3 separate regions of the Homo sapiens genome follow, and all the other regions are linked to region 3. Evidence: chromatin loops called from intact Hi-C (ENCODE). Cell type or tissue: endothelial cell of umbilical vein. All regions are shown on one strand.

The links. A loop is a pair of places that touch in the nucleus more often than their neighbours do. Peaks named below come from ENCODE experiments on the same cell type or tissue, not always from the same donor. Only the 100,000 strongest peaks of a DNase experiment are listed, where the experiment ranks them.
Region 1: it touches region 3 in a loop (3-fold over the local background); 4 of 110 quality-filtered maps call a loop at or near these places.
Region 2: it touches region 3 in a loop (13-fold over the local background); 80 of 110 quality-filtered maps call a loop at or near these places.

Annotation. Positions count from the first base shown.
Region 1 is chr20:46,359,101-46,367,100 of GRCh38, reverse strand. SLC35H1 (solute carrier family 35 member H1) reads left to right here and starts at 2,676. Exons shown (of 10, transcript NM_015945.12): 1 at 2,676-2,730. It overlaps ELMO2 (engulfment and cell motility 2), which reads left to right. Exons shown (of 22, transcript NM_133171.5): 22 at 1-1,051. LOC124904917 (a long non-coding RNA gene) reads right to left here and starts at 2,562. Exons shown (of 3, transcript XR_007067614.1): 1 at 2,381-2,562. RefSeq lists a silencer at 2,536-2,955. In endothelial cell of umbilical vein, no CTCF peak of the experiment used is centred here; DNase peaks (open chromatin) are centred at 2,640 and 3,090; H3K4me3 peaks cover 1,236 bases; H3K27ac peaks cover 970 bases.
Region 2 is chr20:46,345,853-46,353,852 of GRCh38, reverse strand. SLC35H1 (solute carrier family 35 member H1) reads left to right here. Exons shown (of 10, transcript NM_015945.12): 8 at 1,627-1,802; 9 at 2,963-3,092; 10 at 3,329-7,869. The coding sequence ends at 3,459. Among named protein-coding and RNA genes, the nearest start is that of SLC35H1, 15 kb to the left of the region's middle. RefSeq lists enhancers at 1,391-1,981, 2,219-2,278, 2,289-2,428, 1,982-2,573 and a silencer at 2,689-2,983. In endothelial cell of umbilical vein, a CTCF peak has its summit at 4,693 (motif pointing right); DNase peaks (open chromatin) are centred at 3,232 and 4,692; H3K27ac peaks cover 1,065 bases.
Region 3 is chr20:46,129,448-46,137,447 of GRCh38, reverse strand. It overlaps CD40 (CD40 molecule), which reads right to left. Exons shown (of 9, transcript NM_001250.6): 9 at 7,590-8,000. Among named protein-coding and RNA genes, the nearest start is that of CD40, 15 kb to the right of the region's middle. RefSeq lists enhancers at 4,331-4,380, 7,379-7,528. In endothelial cell of umbilical vein, a CTCF peak has its summit at 4,646 (motif pointing left); a DNase peak (open chromatin) is centred at 4,667; H3K27me3 peaks cover 736 bases.

The DNA of each region.
Region 1 (8,000 bases), 230 kb before region 3:
AGATGCCCTTGCCTTCCAGTCCAAGAAACTGCTTCTTGAAATGGATTTAACAACAGCCACTCACCTTTTCCTCCTGAGCCTGCTCTCTGATCAGCTGGATCCCCACGTGAGCAACAGCTGGCCCAGGAAAGGCTGCCTGCAGAGGACAGGTGTGTTGGGCGTGTTGAGAGCCTTGAAGTGACTACCTGTATCTTAGATCTGAGTACAAGCCTGAGGCTTTTGCTTTTGTCTTTTTTGATGAGGGCTCACTCCAGCTTCATATGGTGCCAAGACGTTGCTGCTTCTGAGGTTGGCTCTAACATCTCTGGTCTTTAGAGCCACCAGATCTCTCTGGCCCATACAGATATCAGAGCAGACGGAAATTTCTCCCTGCAAGCGCTCAGTCTCATCCCAGCAAGTCAAAGACCTCCTGGCCAAGTCCTGCCCTCTTAAGTCTCCAGGAACGCTGCAGGGAAAACCCAGCTGAGGCCTGGGCCTAGACTGTGGTGAGGTCACTAGATTCTACTGCTCTTCCCCCACATTAATACCTTTTCCTTCCTCAGAGAGAAATCTCCCCTAACCTGAATTGCAGCCCCCTCCAGTTTGCTTTCCTTTGGCCTTCCAGACCCCAGGAAGTTGGCCTTCCCTTCCTAGTGCTATGGTTTCTGCCATTGGCCATGATTTCAGGGAGCTGGCTGAGGCCGGCTGAGGCCACACCTGTGCCAGTGGGGCTTCCCTGGTGCTGCAGCACTTGTAAACCACACACACAGCCTCTCTCCCTGGACATACGTTAGCACATTGGCATTCAGTATTGGTGGCCTGGCATGGTAGGTACTACCCAATGAAGAGTGTACTATATATTTTCATTACTATAGGCCATACTTATACAGACGTGTATATATATTTATATAAGATCTACCTATCTTAGGATGGAACCTTGGGGAAAAATAAAATTGAGGGGAAGTAAAAAGTATGTAACACTTCCAGTTGTGAGCCAAGATTGTAACCAGAGAGCAGCCAGGAGCTTCCTGTCAGTAACCATGTTTTCAATAAATACTCTTTCATGTACAAACTGTGGTTCCTGTTAACAGCTGTTTGTCTGTACTTGCCCCCTGCCCAATGGTGAAGATTTCACCTTGACAAGACTTGATCTCCATGTATCTGGGAGACTCTGGAGAGCTCCAGCTGGAGCCCTTAGTCACCTTCCAAGAGTCCCTTCCTCCTCATCATTCGCTCCTCCCACACATACACACACACAGACACACACCTGCTGGTTAAGAGTGTTCACAGATTGCTGCACTGGGACGAAGCGTTTTCTGCTCAACCCTGCTGGGTACAGCAAGGTAAGGCATACTGTACACCCCCATGAACACATCCTCCCTCTTCTCCCTGCCAGGGACACAGCCAGGGAACAGCTCGAGTACTTGTGCCTTACAAAGAAGACACGCTCTTTACCCTGTGTGTTGCCTGTGCATAGTGCCCAGCCTTCCAGCTGGTGTTTTAGGCTGTTGCTCCAAACCTTGGCCTTGGTAGCTGGGAGACTTAAATGAGGGTGGTGATGAAAATAGATCTCTTGCCTCTGAGAGAGAAGGGTGTGAGGACAGGCTCTTTCAAAAGGCATAGAAAGTGCATGCAATACAAGCCTGAGGACTGAATAAAGCCAAGACCTTGGGCAGTGATGGGTACCATTGTAGGTGCTTGGTAAGCACTGAATGAACTAATGCCTGCATGATGCCAGCTGGCGGCGGTGACAGCCGCAGTTTGCATAAAACACTGCTTACACTCTGGCCTTGAGCCTTCTGTTCAGAGGGGCCAGGGATCCCAGCTGAGTCACTTGTAAGGATCCATGTTTGCAGCTGGTCTTACTGCCAGAGAGCCCAGGAGGAGGCTAGAGGAGGGCGAAAGGCACAAAACTGGGTCTGAATGTGCAACCCTAGCTTGCCCTGGCCTAATGTTCTTGACTGCAAATGCTGCCCTTTTAATCCATCCCGCAAGATGAAGAAAATCTGAACTCCCTAGGCTGGCATTTTGGGGCCACTGCAACCTGCCTCTTGGCTACTTTAACCACCACAGTTACAAACAACCTGTGAGCCCCAGGCACGGCTGGAGCTTTCTCACCCTCCTTTAGGATTCTCCCATTTCCTCTATCTGGGATGCTCTCTCCCTACTCAACCTATTGAAGTTGAGATAATTCTTAGAAAGTTTCATACAGAAAATATTTCACAAATGTTTCGTATTACTTCTGGATCGCCCAAGTTTTAAGTTGTAATGGCCCCAGCTGGCCTGAGCTCCCAGAAGAAAAAGCCCATGAGATACTTATCTTCGTGGTTCATTCCATGGTTGCCCAGCATTAGACTGGACATAAGAAAAACAATTTGTTCAGTAAAAGTAAACAAGTTACCATTTTTTGGATGCTCACTGTATGCAGAACACTAGCAGGCACCGGGGTTCCAAAGCAAGCCCCTGATTGAGCGCGGGAGAGACGCAGACAATTACACGGCTGTGCTCTGAGCCTGAGGGACTTCGCGGAGGACAAAACTACGCTGTACCTCAGAAAGACCAGACCACCTCAGAACCCGACCACAACAGACGCCCCGCCCCCGTGCTGCCCCGCCCCGCCTTTTCGCCCCGGCTCCGCCCAGCCCCTGGGTAGCTTCCGGCGGAAGTTACCGCCCGTGCCGCGGTTCGGCGGCGGCATCCGGCCTCGCACTTCCGGTGGGGAGATTCCGGCCTGGAGCTCCCAGGGCCGAGGTGAGTGGGTGTGCGGCCGGCCTCCCGGCGCACTCCCAGAGGCTGGGGGGCCGGGGCTGGAGAAGGGAAGCGGGCTCCCCACCCGGGATCTGCGCGGGTTGACATGGGGCACGCCACGCCCCTGCCCCTCCCCGGGCCTCAGTTTCGCCGTCTGTGGAGGGGGCAGGGGTCTCCAAGCGCCCTCCTGCAAGGCACCTGCCGGACGCCGGCTCATCTGGTATTTCCTGAGCACCTGCGACGTCCTGGGTGCGGGACCCGGGCCGGAATCGGACACGGCCCTGCCCTCTGAGGGGCTGCTTCCCGCGGTGGGATTGGGGCGGGCAGTAAACACGTGAGCAAACAAGGAAACGTCAGAGGTGGGAGTGCCACGAGGATTGGGAGGGGTGGGGCATTGGAGAAAGTATTCAGCCAAGCGGAGGTCTGCGGAAGGGAGCTGAAGGCAGGAAGAGCAGCAAGTAAAGAAAAACACAGGTTTGATGTGTTTGACACGTGGCAGGGGGCCGCTGTGGCGGGTGCTGGGACCAGTGGCAGAAGAATGAGGTTACAGAGGCCTTCCTTGTGGACCAGGCTGAGGAGCTGGGCTTAGCCTTAGGGCATGATCTGTTTCGTGTGCCATCTCTCTGGCTGCTTTATAGATTCCAGGCCTTAGGGGCGAAAGAGGAAACAGGGAGACCAGTTAGACCAGTGGCAGTCAGCAGGTGAAAGATAATTGTGGCTTAGACTGTGGTAGTGGGAATGGAGAGGAAGAGAAGTAGAGGGGTCAAGAAGTGTATTGAAAGTGGAACTGACAGGGCAGGATTTGAGAAATGACAGAAATAAGTGGTCAAAGATGACTTCATCATAGATTTTTGGTTTTGGCTTAAGTAACCAAGTGTATTATGCTGGCATTTACTAAATGACTTTGGGATAGATTGGGAGCGTGAGAAATAATTACGAAATCTTCTTAGGGCATCTTAAGTTTTAGATATTTGGAGTGCAGCTACCAAATAGGCAGTTAGATATATGAGTCTGATACAGAAAAGGTCAGGGCTGATGTAAAGAATTTAGAAATCATTGGCAAGTGGATTGGGTAGGATGAGATTATGTAGGGTAAGATTTAAGAGAGAAGAGAAGCCAGGTTCCAAGCTTTAGGCACCCAATTTTTATAGATTGAGTTGACAAGAAGGTGCCAGCAAAAAAGACCAATAAGGAGTCCAGAAAAGCAGAAGAAAAACCAGGAGAATGTGGTATCGTGGCACCCAAGAGAAGGTTTTTTCTAGGAGGAGGAAGTGATCCATTGTGTAAGGTAAGAATAGAGACTAAGCCGGCCCGGCACGGTGGCTCACGCCTGTAATCCCAGAACTTTGGGAGGCCAAGGCGGGCAGATCACCTGAGGCCGGGAGTTCGAGACCAGCCTGACCAACATGGAGAAACCCTGTCTCCACTAAAAATACAAAATTAGCCGGGCATGGTGGCACATGCCTGTATTCCCAGCTCCTCGGGAGCCTGAGGCGGGAGAATCACTTGAACCCGTGAGGCGGAGTTTGCGGTGAGCCGAGATCACGCCATTGCACTCCAGCCTTGAAACTCCATCTCAAAACAACAACAACAACAAAAAGAATAGAGACTAAGCCTTCGAAGGGGCAGCAGGGAGGAGGGTGTGGTGACTCATTGGAGCAGTGGAGATGGGCTGAAGTGAGAGCAGGGGGTGAAGGAGTTGGACTGGCAGTGCGGGGTCCTCTGGGGAAGTTTCACTGTTAAGGGGACCAGGAGGGGAGTAAGCCTCTACCATGAGCCAGCATTTAATGCTGTACCTGATGCCACTTTACAGTTGGAGAAACTGAGTCCAGAGGTCAAGTAACTTAGGGTCACACAGTAGTGAGTAGGGACACCAGGATTTGATTCTCAGTGTCTAACTCCAAAGCCCACACTCTTAAGCACTAAACCATGCTGCCCAAGTTACAGTTAGGAAGATGGAGGGAAGCAGGTGTGCCAGTGATGCACCAGCCAGCCTTACCTTGATGTGACTGCTGCCCCCAGCTAAGCTGCTCTCTGTGGAAAGTGGGGCAGAATATGGACTTTCCTTCCTGAGCAAATGAGATTTCAAAAAGAGTTGTTTACTCCTTTAAATCTTGTTTCCCTTATAAAATAAGGGTGGGGACCTTTTCAGTTTCACGTCTGTGTCTCCAGTGGTGGGCCTACAGGAGTGCTTGATAAATGCTCATTAAGTGCCTAGATGATCTCCAGGGACCCTTCTAGCTGAGATTTGGCTTTGTGTTTGGGCATAGGTGACCTTCTGAATCCCAATAAGAAAATAAGTTAAATTTGAGACAGTGCTTCTTGTAGGCGGGGTAGCCATAGGGACTTATTGGAGGCAGGGGAACTGGGCCAGGTCTGTGAAGGAAGGTCAGCATTTGAACAGTGGAGGGAGGGTGTTGCGGTGTTGCAGTGCTGCAGCAGGAAATGCAGCAAAAGCAGGAGCTGCAAGAAGTTGGTTAACAGAAGAGTGAACAGACTTCCCTGGCTTGGAAGCCACAGGAGGAGCCATGAGGGAAGAGTGCTCAGAAGAAAGCTCTGTTAGTGCCAGCATGTCCTGTGAGTGCCTGTCACAGGACAGGGTCAGCAGTGGTTCTCAACAGGGAGCAGGTTTGATCCTCAGGTGACATATGGCAGTGTCTAGAGACATTTCTTGGGTATCACAACTTGGGATGGGGGGAAGGATGTGACAGGTGTCTGGTGGGTATGGGCCAGGGATGTTGCTAAACATCCTGCCATGTAGAGGATGGGTCTTCTCACAAAGAATTATCTGTCCCCAAACAGCAGTAACGCCCAGGTTGAGAAACCCTGGCGTAGAGGAAACAGTGTGGGTTTTGAGATCTGTAGACGTATGTTTGAGGCCCATGCGCCCTCTTTGTTGGAGGAGCCTGATGGTGGTGGTTGCAGGAGAAGTAGAGAGAACCGTGTAGGAGACTCCTGCAGTCATTTGGGGAGAGGATGGTGGCTGAGATGGTAGTGGTGGAGTTCAGGACATGTGCTCATATTTGGGATATTTCTGAAGATAGAGCTGACGGTATTTATTGATTGAATGTGGGCTAAGGGGAAGAGAGGAATCAGATGAGCCTAAGGCTTTTGGCCTGAGCAACTAGGAGAGTAGTGGAGCCATTTGCTGGGATGGGAAGTAGGAAGAGGAGCAGGCTTGGATGAAATGGGGGTGTGGAAAACACGAGTCAGTTTCAGACACTCTAGATGTGAGTGAGATGCCTGATATTAGATATCTAAGGGAAGAAGAGGTTAGGTAGGCATTGGATATTCTTCTGGAGTTCACATGAATCAGAGCCGGGGCATATATTGGGAAGACATCAGCTTACAGAAGGCATTTGAAGGAATGAGAATGCATTAGGTCAGGTAGGAGTCTCAACTCATTGGATCTGACACCTCTTTTTTATTACAAATATTTTGTAACAGTCCCTTTTATTACCCTAAAATGAAACATATGATTAATAAAAACTGCCTACACATAATTTTTTAAAAATCAACAAATGCAGCCGGGCGCGGTGGCTCACGCCTGTAATCCCAGCACTTTGGGAGGCAAGGCGGGCGGATCACCTGAGGTTGGGAGTTCAAGACCAGCCTGACCAACATGGAGAAACCCCATCTCTACTAAAAATATAAAAAATTAGCCGGGTGTGGTGGTGCATGCCTGTAATCAGTCCCAGCTACTAGGGAGCCTGAGGCAGGAGAATCGCTTGAACCTGGGAGGCGGAGCTTGTGGTGAGCCGAGATTATACCATTGCACTCCAGCCTGGGCAACAGGAGCGAAACTTCGTCTCAAAAAAAAAATAAAATAAAATATAAATAACCATGCCCTATAACATAAAAGGAAAGTAATTGATAGTAAAACAAAATATGTTTCAATATGTAAGTTTCTGGGCACAATAGTGCTGGAAGTTGCAGTGAAGCTGTCCCTTCTGTGTGGACCCTCTAGGAGTGTGATGGCCACAGACACAGACTGACACAGCCGTGTTGTGTCGCACCTCGAAAACCACTAGTGCCATTGCTGTAGATGATGTGGTTTTTCCAGAATGGACACTTTTGGTGCCATTTTGAGACCAATTTTGACCATTTTCAGTCTCCCTTCATTGTACATAGGCGTCTTATTCTTGGAAGTGTTAGTTCACAGCAGAACCATGGAAACACTGCACTGTGTTTACATGTAAACAGAGTTACATTCTAGGTTCAGATAATTATAAGCTAATCTTTCACCTATATGGATGTCAAAGTCGTGCGGGATGCAGAGCAGTAATTGGCTATGTGGACTGCCCCTTCTTTATCCCTGCTTACTGAACGCCAGGAGCATATCCCCAAAATACCGCCACAGGTTTCCAAAGCTCCTCTGAAGACAACTGTAGCCCCAGAGATTCATTTGGACACAGCCAGCTCCCTGTTTGCCCCGGGGAGGGGAAATAGTAACAAGAGTTCCAGAGTGCAGAATGGAATGTAACTGCTCCCTTCAGAAATGTTGGGGTGGGAGATGGAGAATGTGTCTGATCGTGAAGCCTAGGAAGGCTTCGAGAAGAAGGTGGCGTTTCAATAGGATGGGAATGTCTCAAAGGAGGATCTGTGGTTGAGGGGGGCACCCAGATGAAGCAGCAGGTATCATCACATAACACTGGACCTGAGGCTCCTCCAGGCACAGACAGGTCTACCCGGCATGCTCCGGGCACTCATCAGGGTTGGCTGGATTGACAGGGAGGCTGGGAGTGGTTTCATTTGGCAATACCGTAAGGCAGGCTCTGCTTCCAGGGAGTAGTGGTTACAGCCTGGTCTTACAGTGTTCCAGCCGTTAGAGTGTTGGTTTCCTTCTCCATTTTTAACCCCTAAAGACCAGACCAGTCCCCTGAAAATCGCATGCCTGCTCTCTGTCAGTCATCAAACCAGACGGAGAACTTAAAGTACACCAGCTGTGCGTAAGGCCAGTGTGGTCTTACTGGTCCCTATCTTTGTGCCGCTCGTAGCCTCTCAGGGGACAGACATTACTCAAATCACACCCTGCACAAGTGCTATGAAAGAGAAGTAGGAGAGCCGTGAAAGCAACATGTATCTCAGGGGACTGATTCAGGGGATGGGGTGGGGTTCCCTGAAGAAGTGACCTCTGAGCTGAAGATAGGTAGGATTGATGAAGGACTGAAGGGTGGGTGCAGTGTTCGTTCATTTCCTTCAGACAACGGGAAGAAAGCTGGTGTGTTTGGGGAGCTGAAAGGCGCCCAGTGGGGCCAGGTCCTGGAGAGCCT
Region 2 (8,000 bases), 220 kb before region 3:
AAAATCTCTCCCCACTCCTTCATTATGCCCCCTTGTACCAAACGCCACACTCTCCCTCCCCTCCCGTGTGTTTACACCATGCCCCATCTCTGCAAAACCTCATCTGAAAGCCCCTGGTAGTCGTCACTTGGCAAAGCTGCATGGATTTAGCTCCTTTAATCTTTTCTGGTAAATTAATCCCCCAAGCGCCTTCATTACTTATGCTGCTCTTCCCCGAATTCCCTTCAATTTGCCGACGCCTTTGCAGTTCTGCTGAGCCCAGCACCAAACAAGATGTCCTACACTGTGAGGCTGTTTTGCCTGGGGGGACTGTCACTCGGCATTTCTTTGGTGCTTCCCTCCAAAAATCTCAAAATACTCGTCCAGCTTCCAGCTACCACAGTTGTCTCTTGTGCCCAGTTCTGGGCCCCCCTTCACCCTGTGCTAATACACCACGAGGACTTTCGTGTGGGAGGGACGCCGGGAGTCATTCTTCCAGATGGACAGTGTTGGAGGGACCATGACTCCTCCGAAAGTCTAAGCTGAATTTGGGGTAGGGGGTGTGCATGCCTGTGTTTCTGGAGCAAGGGGCCATGTGTTTGCATTTTCTTTTTGGGAAATGTTCATCAAGTGATACCACGGGTTGGAGAAATACCAGTCTGGTCCCAGGCCTCTCATTTTATCAGTAAGGAAACTGAGGTCCAGAAAGGGGACACATCTCAGCCCAAGTCCCACAGCTCTGTACTAGCAAGACCTAGATTAAAATGAACGTTTGTAGGGATAGAATTTTGTCCCTGTTTGTAGGTGAACTGGCTGAAATGTAGACCAAGGAGTTCCCTGAGTGGGCTGGGGCACTGTTGGTCCTTCGTCACTTGGTAGCCGCCCTACCTTCTTTAGCCCAGTAGTTACCACAGCTCCAAAGACCCCATGAAGTCAGCAGCCATGAGCCCCTCCCCACAGACCAGTAAGGGAATACTGTCCAAAGGTGCAGGGCACTTCCATCCGTCTTTCCATGCAGGGCCACCCCCCTCTACTTCACCCCAGAGGCTCAGACGAGCCCTCCCCATCATTCCGCTAGGATCCCCATCATCCCACTAGGATCTCCATCATCCCGCTAGGATCTCCTTCATCCCACTGGGATCTCCTTCATCCCGCTAGGATCCCATCATCATCCCACTAGGATCCCCATCATTCCACTAGGATCCCATCGTCATCCCGCTAGGATCCCATCGTCATCCCGCTAGGATCCCATCGTCATCCCGCTAGGATCCCATCATCATCCCGCTAGGATCCCATCATCCCGCTAGGATCCCCATCATCCCGCTAGGATCCCATCATCCTGCTAGGATCCCCATCATCCCGCTAGGGTCCCATCATCCCGCTAGGATCCGCATCATCCTGCTAGGATCTGGCTTGTATTGCCCCCAGGCGCTCTGGCAGCCATCACTGCTTCCCTGGTTTCCCCAGGTCTCAGGCCATCTGTGTGGGATCACTTTATACCTTCCATGCTTTTTCTCTGGGCTGCAGACAGTTAGCAGGTCTCAGTAAGAACTCACTACTACAGTGGAAGATCTTGTGTGGTTGGCATTGGGCTGGCCAAGGCAGCCCAGGACCCGGCCTCCCACTCTCTCTCCCTGTTGCTTTCAGGTCTCCATTTGTCCACATCTGAGAAAATCTTCCGTTTCCAGGACACAGGGCTGCTCCTGCGGGTACTTGGGAGCCTCTTCCTTGGCGGGATTCTCGCCTTTGGTTTGGGCTTCTCTGAGTTCCTCCTGGTCTCCAGAACCTCCAGCCTCACTCTCTCCATTGCCGGCATTTTTAAGGTACAGACTCGGGCGTGATGCCAGTCCTGTCTTAGAGAGGGAGCCCCCAGGGGTTTCTCACCAGCAGCTTCAGTCCCAGCTCCTGCACCCCAGGGCCCTGCAGAGAAGAGAAGGAAGTGCCCCATTAGGTGCCAGGCACTTTGCTGAGTGCTGTGCTGGCCCCTCCTTCTGCCTTGACCACAGCCCTGTGAGAGGGTATGATCACTCCCATCCCACAGACAGGGACACAGATGGAGAGCCGCCCCTCCCCAAGGGCACAGCAGGGGCCTCAAAGCCAGCTCTGACTCTGCTAGGCCTGGAATGCATTCACATTTTACCTTGACTGCCAACTCTGGCACTGGGCAGTGGCCTGGAGCCACAGGTTGAACAGCCCCTATCCAGACTCATCAGGAAAGAGTTCCGTGATTGACTGGCGGTGTCCTCCAAGGCCATGGCCAGGGCTAGTGAGACCCTGAGAAAGCACCCCTGTGGCCAGCCTTGCTGTACCTCTGCCTCGCAGGCCTGTCCTTCCCTCTCATACCTCTTCTCACTTCTCCTTCTCCCTCCCACACATTTCAACAGTCCTCCCTGTTCAGGGGCAGGGAGGGACTTTTCTCTTTGGCCAGGCACACACCAGTGTTGAAGCAGTGTTGCCTAAACCCAGAAATGCAGGCCTGTCCAAGGGTCTTCTGGTGGCCAGCCGCATGCTGAGGCATGGCTGTGGTTCTTGGATGAACGGCCTTGCCAGTCCTGTTTGGAGTCTCTGTTTATAGAGAGCCCCGGGACCAGTTGTGTCTTCAGTCCGGGGTAACACAGCATTCTCACACATAGGCTCAGGGCTCTCTTCTGTGGCTGCCTTCTGGGGCAGCCGTCCTTTATCCTTGTGGATAAGGCGCGATCTGGACACCCTGGTCCCCAGCCTGGGATCTGGTTTGCCTCTTTTATTCCTGACAGAATTCCATGACAAGCACCTCCTTTGTTGCATCTCACAAAAGGAGGCTGGCGGGACAGCGCCGCAAGCCGGCCGGGTCCCCTGACCTCTCTGCCTGCCTGGGCCCAGGATTTCAGTAAGATCTTGATCTGCCCACCTGAGTGTACCTAGTGCCCCCACCTTCCACCCTCCTGGTCAAGCAGCCAAATCTGCCTGTTGATCATGCTCCCTCCTGCTTCTCTGCCCCCAGGAAGTCTGCACTTTGCTGTTGGCAGCTCATCTGCTGGGCGATCAGATCAGCCTCCTGAACTGGCTGGGCTTCGCCCTCTGCCTCTCGGGAATATCCCTCCACGTTGCCCTCAAAGCCCTGCATTCCAGAGGTAACCCAGAGTCCCTTCCAGAAGCCTCTGTTTTCTGTTCTTCTCCCTGTGACTCTTAGTGATTCTGATGCAGGAAGTGTGCCCGGTGGCTCTGCTGCCGTCACTCCTCTAGGAAGATGTGGGGGTCATCTCCAGAGTGGGTGGGTGGGGCCTGGGTGACTCAGCACACATGCAAATCAGAGCAAACCAAGAAAACCACGACTGGGCCTGTAACTGTGGTCTCTCTCTATCCCAAGGTGATGGTGGCCCCAAGGCCTTGAAGGGGCTGGGCTCCAGCCCCGACCTGGAGCTGCTGCTCCGGAGCAGCCAGCGGGAGGAAGGTGACAATGAGGAGGAGGAGTACTTTGTGGCCCAGGGGCAGCAGTGACCAGCCAGGGCAAATGGCTTAGAAGCAGGCCACTCCCCAGCCTGCTGCCAGCACTCACTGTGCTCAAGCCGCCAGGGCTCATCATGGTAGCTGGGAGCTGTGGACGGGAGTCACCAGGTGGTGGGGCCAAGCCAGGGACTCATGACTTTTGCCCCTCCCTTCAGAGCCTGGTCACACAAGGGGCGAGCACCAGGCCAGCCTGGGACTGGCCAGAGCTGGGCCCAAGCTGCGCTGGAATCGCAGCAGGAGAGGGGAGTGGGCTGGTTCTTCCCACCACTTCCCAGGCTCTGACAGCCGAGACTCATTTCCAAGGCACAGCAGCTTTCTAAAGGGACTGAGTTTGGACTGGGTTTTGGACCTCCAGGGGCTGGAGCTTCATCACCTGGGCAGTGTCTTTTCTCAGAGAGCAGGTTTCTTTATAGTTTGGAAATAAATGGTTCACGGTCCACTGGCCGCCTTGTGTTGCTGGAGACGTGGGGGCAGGGAGGGGACAGTGTGGGCCTGGCCTCTCCTTTCCTTTCCCTGCCTGGAGCCTTCTTCAAATGTCTGGTCTTAAGCCAGGCCTCCTTCATTTTCTCGCTCCTGTTAGAACACCAGTCCCCTCCCCAGTGGGGCCCCACTGCACCTGCTGGCAGGAAATAAATGAATGTTTACTGAGTACTGCATTCTGGAGACCTTACATGTTTTCACAGCCTAGTTTGAATACTGGCTTTGTCACTAGCTGTGTGACCCTAAGCAAATGACCTAACCTGTCTGTGCCGTAGTTTTTTAATCTGTGAAATGGGGATAATGTCTATCTCAGAGTCCTTTTGAAGATTGAGTCATTATTAGTAACAGATTAAATGTTATATAAGCATTTCTTTTAATCCTTTTAACAACTAAGAGACTAAAGCCTGGAAAAGATAAAGAGCTGCTTAAGTGGCCGGGCTGAGGTTCACATCCAAGTCTGTGTACGTCTGTGTGTGCACGTGCTGCACGTGACATCCACACAGCCTCCTGGAACTTCATGGGCCCCTGGGGCTTGGGCTTTCCACTCCTCCTTGGCCAAGTCCCACGTCTTCTCTAGACTGCAGGCCTCTCTCAAATGAGGAAGGGAGGGGGCAAGACCCCAGCTCTGATGTGCTGTGGACTGAGTCTACTCCTGTAAACTGGTTCCCGGGCCATGGGAGACCCCCCCGGCCCTTGGGGACAAAGCTTTCCAGGCGAAGTGCTCCTAGGCACTCACAGCAGGTGGCGCCATTGCACCACACTGGCTCCCAGAGCCCAGCTGCCCTGCCACGGCTATCCAGACACCGGCAGAAAAGGGGTGCTTGGAAGAGGACAGTGGGTATCCATGGGTGGGGACAAGGATAGGGCTTGTTCTAAAATTGTTTCCATCAGGTTGGAGTCACTAAAGCTCGTTCGGTTAAGCCCAGGAGAACTTTAATACTTTAAAAATGGGTCTGCAAACTTCCTGTAAAGGGCCAGATAGTAAATATTTGGGGTTTGGGGACCATATGGCGTCTGTTGCAGCTACTCTGCCATCGTAGCACAAAAGCAGCCATAGATGACACAGACCCAGGGTGTGGCTGTCCCAGTGAAACCCCATTTACAAAAGTAGGATCCAGCTTGCTGGCTGAAGTTTACCAGCAGGAGAACCCTCAAGAATTCTCGAGTCCAACTTCCACTTCTGCAGCAGGAGACTGAAGCCAGGAGGGGGCGGTGACTAGCCCGAGGCCCTCAGAGCCTCCGTGCTCAGGAGTCAGACCGAGATCTGCCTCTAATTCAGATTCCCAGCACAGACTCAGCAGGCGGAGGTGGAGCACCAAGGGCGCTTGGAAGCGGCCTCTTATCTGGCTCCTGCACCTCTGCCCCCCTTGGATTCCGCAAGCTCAGAGGCCAAGATTAAAGGAGGCTCGTGCTCCAGCTGGATGATGTGGGAAGAGCCAGCCAAGGAGGGGGGCCAGGGCCTCCTCCGTCTTAGAGGCTGCTTGGGATGCAGGCTGCTTGGGCGGCAGGGGGAGTCTGCCAGAGCCCCGCTGGCTCAGGTGGATGAGAGCTTCCTGTCTGCTCCCCCACTGCCCGCCTCCCAGCACAGGGAGCAAGCGTTGCTGTCTGGTGCAGTAATTACAAGGTGCAGAGCGGGGGCCCTTACCTCGCACATGTTGGGTTCAATGACAGCCCTTCATTTAGCAGCAATTACCAGCTGAACCTAAAGGAGGGCTCCCTCTCCTCCCCCACCCAGCCCACCCAATCGCCTGGCCTCCCAGGCCAGACAGCGTCCACCTCGGCATTGAGCCCTAGAACCACCCATGCTGTCTGCAGCCATTGCATCTCAGGGCTGCAGCATCACCATGGCAACGCGGTGCTTGCACAGGTTGAGGGGAAGCTGAGGATGTGACTTGTCTCTCCAAGGCTGTGGTGTCTGTCCCCACACAGCCCCAGCTCCGAGGCTTCTGCAGAAGGGGCGGAGAGAGGACTGACCTGCAGGTTCGAGTTTCAAGTGCTTACCTGCCCACCACCTCTCCCAGGGGCCCACAGTGGAAGGAAGGTTAATGGCTCCAATATGTGAGGACGTCCACAGTTGGTGTTGTGGTGGCGGTGAGAATGGGCTGCAGTTTGCCTGTGGGAGGGACCTGAGCCATCAGGCAGGGCCCGGCATACCTTCATCTTCACTCCGGTACCCTTTTCTGCCTTGAGGGCTCAAGGGATTGTCTCCATCTGTTTCTGCTTTATCCTGCTGTGAAAAACCTGAAAATCCCAGTGGCTTGAGAGTAGTTACATGGCACCAAGAGAATTCTCCTCATGGTACTTGCTGCAGCTTCCTGCATCACACACTAGTGATGGACTGAGGGTGGGGACTCCCAGGCCATCCATTTAGGTCGACAGCATTCAGTGAGTACTGGCTACATGGCAGACACTGCCGGACTTGGGGACAGAGACATTCATTTTTGGAGTCAGCCTTCCTCCCAGCCCAGGAAAGTGATGAGGCAGTGGGCTGGGGAATGGGGAAGAAAGAACAGAAAAGACCGTTCACTGGGCACCATCTAGGCCTTTGCCATAGGTTATTTAATCTGTAACAGCCCGGTGCAGTAAGGACTGATTGTATTTCTTTCCTAGCTGTGGAAACTAAGTTCCAAGTGGTTAAGCATAACGATGGCTAAGGATACAACCTGCAGACGCCGTAGAGTGAGAGACGTGTCTCTCTTTGCTGTGATTAGCTGCGTGCTTTTGGACACGTTGCTGATCTTCTCCGAGCCTGTTTCCTTGTCTCTACAGAAGGAATAATAATACATACACCTGAAGGAAGCTACTGTGAAGGTGAAATAAAATAATGTAGGTAAAGCACACAGTGCTCGGCTCATAGTCATCACCACTCAGGAAATGGAGCAGGAAGGACGTCACATAACTCGCCCAGATGAGAGGAGGAGCCAGCGTTGGAGCTCTGGCCTTCCAAGATCCCCATCTCTGCTGCAGTGTCTGGTACTGAGCATGCACTTAACAGATGCTTTTTTTTTTTTTTTTTTGACATGGAGTTTTTGCTCTTATTGCCCAGGCTGGAGTGCAATGGCACGATCTTGGCTCGCTGCAACCTCCACCTCCCGGGTTCAAGTGATTCTCCTGTCTCAGCTTCCCAAGTAGCTGGGATTACAGGCACCCACCACCATGCCTGGCTAATTTTTTGTATGTTTAGTACAGGGAGCTCTAAAGCTGAGATGCCTTTCAGAGTTGTCCCAAGTTGGGGTGAGAGGTTCATGGCTTTACGCCACAGCATTTTTTGTATTTTTAGTATTTTGTATTTTTGTATTTCAGTACATGTTGGCCAGGCCGGTCTTGAACTCCTGACCTCAGGTAATCCACCTGCCTTGACCTCCCAAAGTGCTGGGATTACAGGTGTGAGCCATCGCACCCGGCCCAGATGCTTGTTTTTTGAAGGAATTTCCACTAGCGGAAACTAAAGTGGGGATTTTACAGGTTCTAACTTCCAAATGACTTGCCCTGTAAGAAGGGGCTGCTCCCTCCCACCACCGCCCATTCCTGCCAGCCTCCGGTCTCCCAGCCATCCCATGGAGTTTTCACCCTAACTGCACAGCCCTGACATCAGCCACGTCCCTTCACCCCTGCTTTGTAGTAACCAATTAGCTTAACGTCTGTTCCCATGGTTATTTAGTTTCGTTGGCAACTAACATACTTCCCAGAAACAGGCCAGCATCTCCCAGTCCCACCACCATCCTGCTGGTGGGGCCGTCCTCTTCTGGATGTCAGATGAGAACTCTCCTGCTGGGGAACAACAGAAGGACAGAACATAGAACCAGAGGAAAATGCATTCAAATGCATTCCATCAGTGTTTCTGGACAGTCTACAATGTGCCCTGGCCGGTGATCGCTGCTGGAGATATCGAAGTCATTAAAACATGGTCTCTGTCCTCAAGGAACTTCTGTAGGGCTTTTTATTTTATTTTATTTTATTTTATTTTATTTTATTTTATTTATTAGAGATGGGGTCTTCCTCTGTCTTCCAGGGTGGAGTGCAGTGGCACAATCATAGCTTACTGCTACCTT
Region 3 (8,000 bases):
AACCCTCCCTCATCCTATTCCACACAGTCCCTCCTGCCCCAACTTGCGTGCTCCCAGCTGTCTGGAAACCAGTCCCAGAGATAAGGCTAGATAGAGCCTAGAGGTCCTTTGGGACAGGTTGGCTCAGTAGAAGGATGGATGCCACTTGTGAAATAGAAGCAGTGACTCAAATAGGGAAATAAAGTCCAGACCAGGGGTCCTCAGTTCTGGCTGAATCTCAGAATCACCAGGGAAGCTCTAAAAAAATATACTGATGATTGGCCAGGCGCAGCGGCTCACACCTGCAATCCCAGCACTTTGGGAGGCCAAGGCAGATGTATCAACTTGAGGTCAGGAGTTCAAGACCAGCCCGGCCAACATAGTGAAACCCCGTCTCTACTAGAAATACAAAAGTTAGCCTGGTGTGATGGCGGGCACCTGTCATCCCAGCTACTCAGGAGATTGAGGCAGGAGAATCGTTTGAACCCAGGAGGTGGAGGTTGCAGTGAACCAAGATCGCGCCACTGCACTCCAGCCTGGGTGACAGAGCAAGACTGTCTCAAAAAAAAAAAAAAAAATACTGATGCCTAGACTATGACCGTCACATGCCACCTCCATGGAAATTTTATCTAATTGGTCTGGGATGTGGCCTGGGTAATTCTAGGGGTTAGGAACAGAAGCTTTGCAGCCAGGTGGAACCGAGGCCCCGCCCTGCATGTTCTAGCTGCCTGATCATGGATGAAGGAGCCGCTTCCCCTCTCTGAGCCTCAGTTTTTCTCATCTGAGATACGGAGTGAGCCAACACACAAAGGGCTTCAAGAAGATTTGGAACACCGGTCTTTAGCACAGGGCCTGGCACTTGGTAGTGCTTGGGAGGAGAAGGGCTTCCTCCCAGGAGCCAGTGGGGTTCCCTCAGCTCTTGGTGGCTCTGGGGTTGCTGCCAGCTCCTTCCCTCAGGCACTGCTGTGCCCTCCCGCCTCTCTCCATATTAAACATTAGCCCCCTGCCTTCCTCAAGCCCCAGGCTCAGCATTTCATTTCCCCTGCCCCCACCCCGTATTAACACTTCCCAGGGGTCCTTCAATTAGATTCACACAAGAGTCCCTTCCTCCTCCTGACCCCCAATTTCCCAGACGAGGTGGGAGGGCAGGGAGAGGCGTCTCTGTCCCTGATTTTATCCCATCACTCGGCCCTAATTAGTATTCCAAGGAGAGCCCTCTCCACAGGCCCCAGGATTTGTTTGCCAGCGGCCAGTTCCCTGTCTCCCCAGTTCAGAGTGAGTAATTCTGTCCCTCCCAGGCCCATTTAAGGGAGTGAATAATTAGTTACATTCAATTAGGCCTCTCGCTGCTACTGTGGCTCCTGCCTGCCTCACTTTGGGGGACAGGCACGCTAATGAGATGGCACGTGTCTGATGTGGGAGCCGGTGTTAAACACCATGGACCCCCCACCCTCCGCAGGGAGCAGAGAGTCAGAGGGAATGGGTAGGGCTGGGGAGAGTGGGGTGTGGAGGGGAGAAGACAGGAGAAACTAAGGGTGGGGACTCAGGGATGAAGTCAGAGAGGAGGGGAGAGTGAAAGGTGGAGAGAAAATGGGAGGTAGGAGACGAAGAGATGGAGAGAGAGGAAAAGCGGAGGAGGCACCAGGGAGAGACTCATGAGGAAAAGGAAAGAGAAACACTGCCTGAAAGTCCAGGAGGGACTTCATGGAGCCTCTTCATGAATCAGCATCCAGCCCTACAGTGGAATCCTATGCACCAATTAAAAAGCATGCTGTTGCTGGGTGCAGTTGCTCAGGCCTGTAACCCTAGCACTTTGGGAGGCCAAGGCAGGTGGATCACTTGAGCCCAGGAGTTTGAGACCAGCCTGGGCAACCTGGCGAAATGCCATCTCTACAAAGAAACACAAAACTTAGCCAGGTGTGGTGTTGCATCCCTGTAGTCCCAGCTACTCAGGGGCCTGAGGCGGGAGGATCACCTGAGCCCACGAGGTTGAGGCTGCAGTGAGCCATGATCGTGCCACTCCAGCCTGAGTGACAGAGTGAGACCAAAAAAAAAAAGCCATGCTGTCCATTTCTATGTAATTGGCATGGAGAGACGTCTGCCGTACACTGCTAAGCAAAGAAGGCTGCTTACAAAACAATGCATATAATAATAGCCCAAGTTTAAAAAAAAAAATGTTTATCTCAGAGAAAACAAGTCTAGAAGGACCCATATCTTGTGGTTAGCAGGGGGTGGGAGGTTTACAAGTGGTCTTACTTCCCTGGTCCTGTTTATTGCTTGGATGAGGGGTGTGGTGCATGAGCATGACTTTTATAATTAGGCAGAATAATAACACTTGTTCAAAAGAGAACAAGGTGAGTCGGAATAGCTGGAGATGGGAAAGGAGGTAGTTAGAAAGCATTGGAGAAAGCAGGAAGGAGGGTGCGGGCAGATGCTGCAGAGGATGGGAAGGAGCACTGGAGTGAGCGGGAGGCAGAGAACTAGCTGGGCACCAAGGCCCAGAGGGATGTGCCAGTCAGCAGGGAGCCCCAGGGACAGGAAGGGAGGGCGAGCATAGGAAGAGAGAGGCGCCCTCACCCCCTGCCCACTGGCTGTAGCTGGCTGGGCCCAAGCTGCTCACCGACCTTGCTGGGCTTCTCCTGGAGCACCCACGGTAACCATACTGCTCATCCCAGGAGGAGCCCCCTCAGGAGCTTCCTCCATTTCCCCAACTCCAGGACCACAGCATAGATTTCTTTTTTTTCTTTCTTTGTTTTTACAAATTAAAACTGCATCTCCCCACCCCTACAGATGGGTTTGTAATTTGCTGTGCCAGAATCAGTCGGTGGGAGAGAAGTCCTTGGGGGCAGGGTCTTTAATAACTTCTGCTGCCCGAGGAATTGACTGCAGGGCCTGAAGGCTTAAGTGGGAGAGCTGGTGTGTGTTCCTGCCTGTGGCTGGGGCTGCACGGGTGGGAGTGTCGGGGGACTGTTCATAGAATGAGGAGGACATCTACACACAACTAGGCCTCTCCCAAGGGAAGTCCCTCAGTCCCAGAGCATCAGTGCCTTAGGCCCTGGTTACCTGGGGTGCACAGGGTGGATCCTAAGCCCCCAGGGGCTCTTCAACTCCTGGCTGGGCACAGAGAGAGACAAGCTGCCCAGGACATGTTGCCTGAGCCAGCTCTGGACTTTCTCAGTGCCTCTGTTTCCCCACGTATAAAAACAAAAGGATAGGACACAGGGAAGTTTCCAGTCTCTTTTAATCCCAGCCGTCTGTGACATGCTTTCCCATGCTCTCACCAAGCTTTTGTGGGTTTTTTTGTTTTTTTGGTTTTTTTTAGACAGAGTTTCGCTCTTGTTGCCCAGGCTGGACTGCAGTGGTGCAATCTCGGCTCACTGCAACTTCCACCTCCAGGGTTCAAGCGATTCTCCTGCCTCAGCTTCCTGAGTAGCAGGGGTTACAGGCACGCACCACCATGACCGCAAATTTTGTTGTATTTTTAGCAGAGATGGGGTTTCACCATGTTGGCCAGGCTGGTCTTGAACTCCTGACCACAGGTGATCTGCCTGCCTCAGCCTCCCAAAGTGCTGGGATTACAATCGTGAGCACAATGCCCGGCCACTTTTGTGGATTTTTTGACCAATTTTTGGAATTTAAAAATAGTAAGAGTTCACATAAAAATCCAGATTCCAGGCCTGGCACGGTGGCTCATGCCTGTAATCCCAGCACTTTCAGAGGCCGAGGCGGGCAGATCACGAGGTCAGGAGATCGAGACCAACCTGGCTAACATGGCGAAACTCCATCGCCACTAAAAATACAAAAAATTAACCAGGCATGGTGGTGGGCGCCTGTAGTCCCAACTACTCGGGAGGCTGAGGCAGGAGAATGGCATGAACCTGGAAGGCGGAGCTTGCAGTGAGCCGAGATCATGCCACTGCACTCCAGCCTGGGCGACGACACAGCGAGACTCTGTCTCAAAAAAAAAAAAAAATCCAGATTCCAGACAATCTGCAACCCTCATTCCTGCTCGGCAACCATTGGAAGGAGCCAATGGAGGCTGTCCCCCAAAGATGGGCAGAGCCTCTCCATTTTGCCTAGCGTCTGCCACCTGACTTGACTCCCAGCCCTTTCTCCAGCCCCTGCGGGCATGAGTTTACATCACCCCGCAACATATGCCTACTTTCCTACTCACTGAATGAGCAAAAACCTCAGGCTTTTGAGTCAACCTAATTAGGTCCAAATTCCAGCTCTAACTCTCGAGACCTTAGCAAGTCATTTGACTTCTGCATCTCATCTGTAAAAAGTATATTGTAAGAGACCACGTCTTACGCAGGGCTGTCATAAAGATTAAGGCAATGCATGCAAAGTCCTTAGCGCTGTGCCTAGCACATAGTGAGCACTCAGTGTCTTAGCAGTGTCACTGTGCACAACCCTAGCTCCGGATGGGGCACACAGTGGGACCGCAGCTGGTATTTGTTAAGGAAGGAAGTATTCATGACAAGGATGAGACCTGGGAATGGATGAAGTTGCAGAGTAGAAGCTTCAGGAGGCTCAGGCTGATGGGGTCAAGGGAAGAAAGGTCTCCTCTTCCAAGTGTGGGCGGGTGTGGGGCGAGTCAGCAAACCCAACTTTACTCAGGGAGCCCAAGCCGCCGCCAGGGTCTTCGGGCGTTACCTTGGCGCCACCTTCTGGCTGATGCGCGCCTCACGGCCACCCCCTCCGTCCACGCACCGGGCAGGACCCTACACCCTGAAGAGGTTGGTCCTCTCCGCTATTTTCAGAACTGGAAGGATCCTTAGAACTCCTAGGGACCCATCATGCATCCGGGAACAAAAGCCCAGAACTGAGTAACTTTCCTGAGGCCATATAGAAAGCTCCTGGCCAATCTCTATTTAGAACCAGAATGTGCTAACGCTGCCAAGAATAACCACCTCTTCCCTTCATTAGGGACGCTAAGAAAAACAAAATTGCACATTGTTGTGCATGGGCTCTGCTGATTCTCAGGGGGAACTTCTCCCAGAAGCAGATCCTGAGACTAGGGATGAATGCAGGTCGTTTATTTGGGAGTTGAACCCGGGAAGCACCAGTGGTGGAGAGGGGATGTGAGACAGGGAAAGGATGGGAATCAGTGCAGAGTGCCCACTGTAGGTTCCATAGCTCAGTCCCTCCAGGGAGCCTCGGAGACACTGTAGAACACAGCTCACATTTGTCCCTCCCAAGGGCAAGGAAGCTTGAGTATTTATCCTCCCACTTTCAACCTTGGCTGGCTGAAAGTACTTCGGGGAATTAACTCCCCCATCTACAGCTTACCTGGCCTGCCTCTGCACCAAGCATGTTTTCAAGACCTGGAAAAGCCCTGAGGCAAGTGATCCCCAGTGCTTGCAGTCAGAAACTGGCTGCTTACACAGTATAGGAATATGAATGCTGGCTGGGCGCGGTGGCTCACCCTGTAATCCCAGCACTTTGGGAGGCCGAGGCGGGAGGATCACTTGAGGTGAGGAGTTCAAGACCAGCCTGGACAACATGGTGAAACCCCTGTCTCTACTAAAAATACAAAAAATTAACTAGGCGTGGTGGCGCACACCCATAGTCCCAGGTACTTGGGAGGCTGAGGGAGGAGAGTCACTTGAACCTGGGAGATGGAGGCTGCAGTGAGCTGGGGTGGCACCACTGCACTCCAGCCTGGGCAACATAGCAAGACAACACCTCAAAAGAAAGAAAGAAAGAAAGAAAGAAATATGAAGGCAGTAGTTCCCCAAGTATAAACCCTGGGCCGGCAGCATCAATACCACTTGGGAAACTTCTTAGAATGCAAATTCTTGATCTCCATCCCAGACCCACAGAATCAGAAACACAGGAGGTGGGGCCCCACGATCTTTAACAAGAAGAGGTGGTTATTCTTGGCAGCGTTAGCACGTTCTGGTTCTAAACAGAGATTGGCCAGGAGCTTTCTATGTGGCCTCAGGAAAGTTACTCAGTTCTGGGCTTTTGTTCCCGGATGCATGATGGGTCCCTAGGAGTTCTAAGGATCCTTCCAGTTCTGAAAATAGTGGAGAGGACCACCTTGCAGGTGGTCCAGATACACGCTCAAGTTTTGTTGTTGTTGCTATTGTTGTTGTTGTTGTTGCTATTGTTGTTGTTGTTATTTTAGATGGAGTTTCACTCTGTTGCCCAGGCTGGAGTACAGTGGCATGATCTCGGCTCACTGCAACCTCCACCTCCCGGGTTCAAGTGATTCTTCTGCCTCAGCCTCCCAAGTAGCTGGGATTACAGGCACCCGCCATCATGCCCGGCTAATTTTTGTATTTTTAGTAGAGACGGGGTTTTGCCCTGTTGGTCAGGCTGGTCTCGAACTCCTGACCTTAGGTTATCTGCCCACCTAAGCCTCCCAGAGTGCTGGGATTACAGACGTGAGCCACTGCGCCTGACCCACACTCAAATTTGAGAAGCTCTGACCTAGAAGAGAACACAGGAGGCATCAATAGCGTCTGCTGCAGATATTGTCACCATTTGTCAGATAGGGAAACTGAGAAGTGAAGCAGTGAAAGTGACTCATCCAAGGCCACACAGATGATCTGTGGCAGGCGTGGGTCTTTGGTCTCTTTCCACCATACCACCAAAGAAGTGAACAACACTCACTCTTAGGCTCTAGATAAGAGACAAGAATTAGGTCCCAAAGTTCCCCTTCCCCGCCACCACCACTTTGCTCCACTTTCTAAACCAAAGGCCTCCACCTGGTGTATCCAAATGGTTCTTGAAGCTCTTCTGGGAAGCCTGCCAAGCCAGGTGCCCCTCTCTTGGCTCGCAGCTGCCCTCACAGCCTCCACTGGGATAAGCCCTCTCCACATCTCCCCTTGCCCCCCATCGCCCCACACCCTCCAGCCAGCAGGATGTGTTGGGGAAATCCAAAGCAGGTTCTTTCCTGGGAAAGGCTGAGACCCCTGGGTTAAACCTCACCTCGAACCTTTGTGCCGGGGTTCTGCATGGCACTTTGCATTGCTCTTCCTTCTCCTCCTTGTCCTCCAACCTTCCTCCCCTCCCCTCCCCTCTGCTCCCACTCCATCTGCCGCTCCTCCTGGCTAGGCTCCCCCTCAGTTGGCTCAGCAGGAAAAGAGAACAGGATGGTTTATTTTTATCCTGAGATACTGCTTGGGGGAAGGGGATACCATCTGACCGAGAAGCAGTAGCTCCTGCAGCCACAGGGAGGTCAGAAGGCGGTGAGAGACCCAGGATCTCCCTGGGAAGGAGCTACAGATGTCAGTTCCAGACAGCAGGCAGATCTGGGAGGAGCTCAGGACCCAGAGTGAGGAGCTCTGAGCATGGCACCACCAGACACCGCTGTGTGACCACAGGCAAGTCACTTCGCCTCTCTGGACCTCATTTCCACCTCTGTAAAAGAGGGAGGGATGCAGACCCACCCTGCTGGGGAAGGCTATTTTTGTGAACATGAATCAAATGGGAAGAGCACTTTGCAATCTCAATACCACATGTGAGCACACATGGAAACCACCCTGGAGGGGCAGCAGCCTGGGGACATTCTTATTTATCTACAGAAAATGCCCTCATTCCGTGAGCCTGACAGCAGGTTAAATAGCTCATGTCACCCAGCATGTTCACCCCCGTTTTTCTTTTTACATGTTTGATGATTTTTTAATTACATAAGCATTATGTGAATTCACTCTCCTTTTGGGAAAAATGATGAAGCATTATGGGAAAGCCAAATCTCCCTTTAACCAACCCTCCCCCAGACCCTTCTTCCCCACCCCAGACGTCACCACTCTTCGAGCTGTGGGTTTTCTGTGTACCCTTCCAGAACCCTTGTTATATCAATATATGATGCATATTGTATTTATACATATATCCATAGGCAATATACATACATAAAAGCATGTACTTTTTTAAAAAGTTCCATACCCATCATTCAGCAGCATGCCTTTTTTTCCTTACTCAACAGTGTTTTTGAGATTCTGTTGTATAAATATATTCTAATTTTATTTAGCCAGTCTCCTGCTGATGGACAGTTAAGCAGCTTCCAGTTG